2 separate regions of the Homo sapiens genome follow, and region 1 is linked to region 2. A link is a loop called in an ENCODE intact Hi-C map of the cell type or tissue named here. Cell type or tissue: heart left ventricle. All regions are shown on one strand. Links, peaks and the distances in the headings refer to the core of each region. The heading gives the core; the rest is flanking DNA. Region 1 overlaps STK38L (serine/threonine kinase 38 like). Region 2 overlaps PPFIBP1 (PPFIB scaffold protein 1).

Region 1 (2,928 bases), core at 237-2,736, 350 kb after region 2:
TGTATATAAGCTATGCATCCAATAAGTACCTGAAAGTACAGCACAGTTCGTGTAGCCTATATGTTTTTAGCTACAGATTTGAATGGAGATTTTAAATACAAACTTCAAATATTTTGTTCTTGATGTGATCTTCAAGTGTAAAAGTTAGACAGTAATTTACATTAACTAAATAGTCTTTCTTGAGTTTTGGGTAACACCTATCTCAAAACTCAAAAATAAAACCAAAAAACTTCATCAACAGAAATTTTGTAAACATAGTTTTTATTCTTATCTTACCTTCAATGAAATTTTGTCCTCATGCCACCAAAACATTTTTGAAACTCAGTAACTGAACACCAAACTCAGTAGCCTCATGATTACTTTTCTAGACAATTGCTGAATTATATTGCTTTAAAAAAATAGCTGAGATATATTTTTATTACTTTATTCCTTTTTAAAGCAGCAATATCCCCTCACATTTTTTTCATAAAAATCTAAAATATCTCTAGTAGTCCCAAGTGTCTCATATTTATATTTGTTCTAAGCGTTTGTTTCATTAAGATTTTTCAGAAATAAGTGCACTTCTAAAGAGAAAGTAAATTTAAATAAACACAACAGGAAAATAATCATGGGTTGTAGCAAAACAGTTATTTTGAATGTTCTGAATTTTAACAATTCAAAGGAGAATGTGTTTGGTAGCCAGGGACCTCTATGGACTAAATTCTCAATTCATTTATTTGTAGATCAGCAAAAGACAGATAGCTGCTGCTCCTGTCAGTAAAGACTGACTGATTGATTGTCTAAGGTTTTATACAATAAAACACCAAAAATAAATGTACTTAAAATATTTTAAATTTAGAGATTTACATAAAAATATGCAGGTGTTTAAAAAACAGAAAAAGTATAGAAATAAATGAAACCCTATCTTAGGCCTTACCAACCAAAGAACATTTTTAATACTCCACACTTATTTTCCATTCACTAACTAGCTTATTAAATCAGCTACATATTGTATTCAGAAGTGGCTGGTTTATAAGCAATTCCTTATTTTCAGACAGCACAATGCTTCAATACATTTAAAGATTTAAAGCTATGTTAGTAATAAATGCATAAAAGAAAAATAACATAACTTGCTTTAATACAAAGGTTTTTAATAAAAAAGTCAAAGTCTACATTAAATCAGGAAATTGATAAATCTGAATTATACAAGCTTTCTATATACTTAGAAAAACCAAAAACACACGGTTTATAATAAAACTCTTTTAATTCAAAATAGAGTCTAATTTAAAGAAAATGTCATTATGCCCAGTTGACTAGATAGGGTTTTGTCATTTAAATTAAATTATTCACCTGAAATATGGGAAATATATAATAGAGAAAATTCAATCTCAAGGGTACTTTGCAAATTATCTAGTTAATTTGCATCATGAATCAAATTCTTAGCTTCTAAAGGGCAGACACAGTCTTTAATTGCTTTTAGATAGGCACTTAAGAAATGCTTTTGATGAGGAGAAAACCCCAAAGATTGTGAATCACTCTATTAACTCCAGGGAAGAATGAGACTCTCAACAAAGTAGCTTTCCAGAACTACCCTTCCAGTGCCAAGAAAGTAAAACTATTTGCAAGCTCTTTCTGGTAATAAGAATGAGGGAACTCAAAACAAAAAATGCTCTATTATGCAATTAAAAAGTAAACTTAGGTAAATCAGTTTCTTTTTATCAATCTCTGTCAATTTGAATTAACGGTATTTTTCAATACCATTTCAAGAATAGTTACCATACTAGAACTAGACAATGTTGCAATTATCTCATATCTTACCTATTCATTATCACACTAGCAAAACAGTCCTTTTTAAAAAAAGGGGAGCGATGTGGGGTGAGAAAATCTCATAAACCTCAGCAAAAGTTAATATTATGTTAATTAAAGGCAGTTATAATTAGAAAAATTAGAGTTAGTCACATTGAGAAATCCCCAGTTTTTAATAGCTCTCTTTCCTAAATACTCAAAAAATCCAGACTAGAAAAATGGAAGTGAACTGTTAGATAAACACGTAAGTACTCAACAAATATTTAAAAAGAAACAAACCAAAAATGGGGGAGTTGGGGGAAACAGGATGGCCTTATGAAACACTGTGGAGCTACCCAGCAGCAACATTTATAAAAGCTTGTGTAGATTTGCATAATGCTCCTATGCAATTCTTCCCCATTAGGAAGACATTCCTACAAATAATTCATCACTTTAGATTTTGATCATAGATCATTTATAATGGTTATCATGGTTGTATCTTTAAAAAATTTCATCCATTAACAGTTATGACAAACATTAGGCCATTCTTTGCTAGTATATTATTCCTCAACTATTACTAATGAAACCAAAACCTCAGAGTTGTTTGAATTAGAATTAAAATATTAAGCTAGAAAAGATTATTTAATTCTTAGAGAGATACCCAAAGAATTTGATGCTGATATTATCTCCCCTATCCTCTCATCACAACCCCCTGGCCTGCATTTACTTCCTTAATTCCATCTATATTCACCACAGTGATGTAGCTAAACAAGAACAATATTGCCCTTTAATAAGCTGACCTCTATCAAAGATCTGTCAGGTCTGAATACAGCATGCCCACAGGAAAGGAAAATTCTACTCAGTTGTGAACATCCACTCTGTTCAAGATCTTTGGTACATTTGGAGCATAAGAAAATAATGGCACAATAATACAAGTACTATCAAAGGAAAAATTTTCATCAAAAGAAATAAAAGTTAACCAGCCATGATATGTAACAACTTTCTAGAAAACCAAAGTAAATAGCTTTTTGTTCTCTATAAGTCCATTTACATGATAGAAGTTTGACATTTAAAAAAATAGTTTAATAAAAATACACTAATTCTACAAGCAGCCTTCATGGTCATGTCTTAAATTCAACTCACCATAATCAAATTAAAATAATG
Region 2 (2,928 bases), core at 173-2,672:
TGCTGTTCTCTTGTTACTTTTGATTTTAAAAAAGCCCCGGCCAAAGGAAGATCTGACTTTTCGAGTGCCGAAGGGGTTGTCATCCATGGAGGTGTCCTGCCCTGGGGGCCTGGGAGGAAGGGTCCCAAATGGCCTGCTTTCTGCCGGAGCTCTGTCCTGAGAGGCAAATAAGAATAGTGAAACAGCTCTCAGGTGCAGCATCCTCAGCACATGCCAGGCTAACAGCAAATACTCACTCACGCCACATCCATGAGTTTATTCAAAAGAATAACTGAACTAATACATTGATCACCAATGTCAAATGCCTTATCAGAAGTTGAAAAAAAATCAATTCTGAAAGCTACTTAAGAAACAACAACAAAAGCAACAAGGAAAACATGTTCATCACTAATCTAGAATCGATATGTCTAGGGCTTTAAATATTTAGGATACAAAAATTCTTAAATTTTGTTTGCCTCATTCCTCAAAAGACATGGAGACATTACATAACCAGAATAATAGCAGCAGATTTCTGACTTTTCTAACAATTATGTCACGGATTTAGCTATAATACAGTTCATATTCTTATATTATAACTTTGTCAATAGAAGCCTAATATAATATTAATTATTCTACAAAGCAGGCATTAGTTCAAACTTCTATACCAGCAGTATAAGGAGATTCTATTCCAGTTATTTTAAATATTCTCCTCAAAGAATAAGAAAATGAAGGCACAGTGAGCAACTTTATTTTGAGCTTTTTGGTTCTTTGAATGGGCAATTAGAGCCAGCTGTAACACAGTATATTATTTTAGTATTTATACAAAGATGCTTTGCCTAGATCAATGTCATGAAGTGTTTCCCCTATGTTTTCATCTAGCAGTTTTATAGTTTCTGGTCTTATATGTAAGTTCTTAATCCATCTTGAGTTGATTTTTGTTGATTTGGTGACAGGTGAAGTCCAATTTCATTCTTCTACATATGGATATCTAATTTTCCCAGCACCATTTATTGAAGTGGGTGTCCTTTATACAAAGATACTTTTGTCTTCTTGTTTTCATTTCTCTATTCTTTCCCTCTGCTTCTTTTTTTTGCAGAAGTAGAAATAATTCTTGCCCTCTGCTTCTTTTTTTACAGAAGCAGAGAAAAGGGTGAGGGGATATAGGTATTTTAGGTGGTTATTTTACTCTATATATCTACAGCTCATAGAAACCAAAAGTTTACAGATGGCACAATTTAGTGATATTATCATCCATGGCTCAACAATGACGTCAAAATCATTTAACCATTTATTGAACTGAAAAGACAACAAGGATTTTAATTATAGCTGTCACCACTGGCTGCTTTGTCAATTCTATCCACATATGACTCAGGCACTAAGAGCCAACAGTCAAGAGACTGGATCTGGAGGTAGCCTATCAGGCTGTAATCTTCACAAGGTTAATGACAGAAAATCAGAGGACAGAACAGGCACAGTGGCTCATGCCTGTAATCCCAGTACTTTGAAAGGCAGAGGTGGGAGGATTACTTGAGCTCAGGAGTTCAAGATCAGCCTAGGCAACATGACAAGATCTCATCTGTACTTAAAAAATAAAAAATAAAAAAAAAAACAAACGAAAAAAAAAAACAGCCGAGTATGGTGGTGCACGCCTGTAATCCCAGCTACTTGAAAGGCTGAAGTGGGAAAATCACCTGAGCCCAGGAAATCGAGGCTACAGTGAGTTATAATTGCACCACTGCACTCCAGCCTGGACGACAAAGTGATACCATTTCAAAAAAAAAAAAAAAAAAAAATCAGGGGAAAGAAGAATTGAGCACATGTTGACGACATCTTTAAACATACCAAAATGTTTGCTTTAGATGGGCACCGGGTGTATAATCTAATGGTAATCTAAGAAGGGCTTTTGGGGAGGTCTAAGGAAGCTCAGTTATGGTCATTAGGAACATTAAGTAGCATGACTGAGAGACTATGGTTTTGTTTTTTAATAACTTACTGAAGTGAAATTCATAACAAAATTAACAATTTTAAAGTGCACAATTCAGTGGCATTTAGTATGTTACGATGTTGTGCAACCACCACCTCTACCTGCTTCCAAAACATTTCCATCATTCGAAAGCAAAACCCCTTACCCTTAAACAGCTTCTCCCCATTTTTCCCACCTCTTACCACTGGTAACCACCGATCTGCATTCTATTTCTATAGATTTATCTGTTCTGGATGTTTCACATAAACGGAATCATATAATATGTGAACTTTGTGTCTGGCTTCATTTAGCATAATGTTCTAGAGGTTCTGAAAGTTTTTATCTACTGGAGACATTTAAGCAATTTACATGTAATGGAAGTAGAAATATTTTTGCATTGTAATTTGGACAAAAAGTTACCTCTGAAGTCTTCTGAATAGTTTCCTTTTCCTGTTCAAAGCAATAACAATATTTAAGGTTGTTAGGGAAATCCTTTGTATAATTCTGAATTTGTCACATACAACTCCATAAGTTAAAATAATTTTATATCTACTTCTAAGCTACAAAATCTTAGTATTGTTTATTTTCCAAAATGTTTTATTAAAGTCTCCATTTTTGGTTTTACATACTATTTTCAATCCTTCATATTCATACTTCTTAATATTTACTGTTAAACCTAACATCTAATAATTTTCCACTAAAAACCACAAGCTCTTCATAAGAGTTTTATTTGCAAAAAGGGAAAAGATGAAGATCCCTAAATAGTTTTTTCTCAGGATAACAGACAAAAAAAAACAAAAAACACAGAACCCACCCCATCAGATGTCTCTTTCTTCAGATTGCCCAGGCTGCTGGACTTCTGCAGACTTGAAGTTCTAAAAATAACAGTAATAACAATTAATAATAAGTGGCTCCAGTGCCACTGTTTCTAAGTAAAACATCTTGGAAAGAAACTAAAATTGCGTGTGGGTTGAATCCTGGCAATA

Evidence for each region. Peaks named below come from ENCODE experiments on the same cell type or tissue, not always from the same donor. Only the 100,000 strongest peaks of a DNase experiment are listed, where the experiment ranks them.
Region 1: a loop joins it to region 2, with 2.6 times the contacts of the local background. A loop is called at or near these places in 8 of 110 quality-filtered maps.

The regions. Positions count from the first base shown.
Region 1 is chr12:27,323,276-27,326,203 of GRCh38, reverse strand. STK38L (serine/threonine kinase 38 like) reads right to left here. Exons shown (of 14, transcript NM_015000.4): 14 at 245-2,928. Among named protein-coding and RNA genes, the nearest start is that of BMAL2, 8.1 kb to the left of the region's middle. In heart left ventricle, for the core only: no CTCF peak of the experiment used is centred there; no DNase peak of the experiment used is centred there.
Region 2 is chr12:27,673,656-27,676,583 of GRCh38, reverse strand. It overlaps PPFIBP1 (PPFIB scaffold protein 1), which reads right to left. Exons shown (of 30, transcript NM_003622.4): 16 at 2,757-2,817; 17 at 2,363-2,392; 18 at 1-156. Among named protein-coding and RNA genes, the nearest start is that of REP15, 21 kb to the left of the region's middle. In heart left ventricle, for the core only: no CTCF peak of the experiment used is centred there; no DNase peak of the experiment used is centred there; H3K27ac peaks cover 419 bases.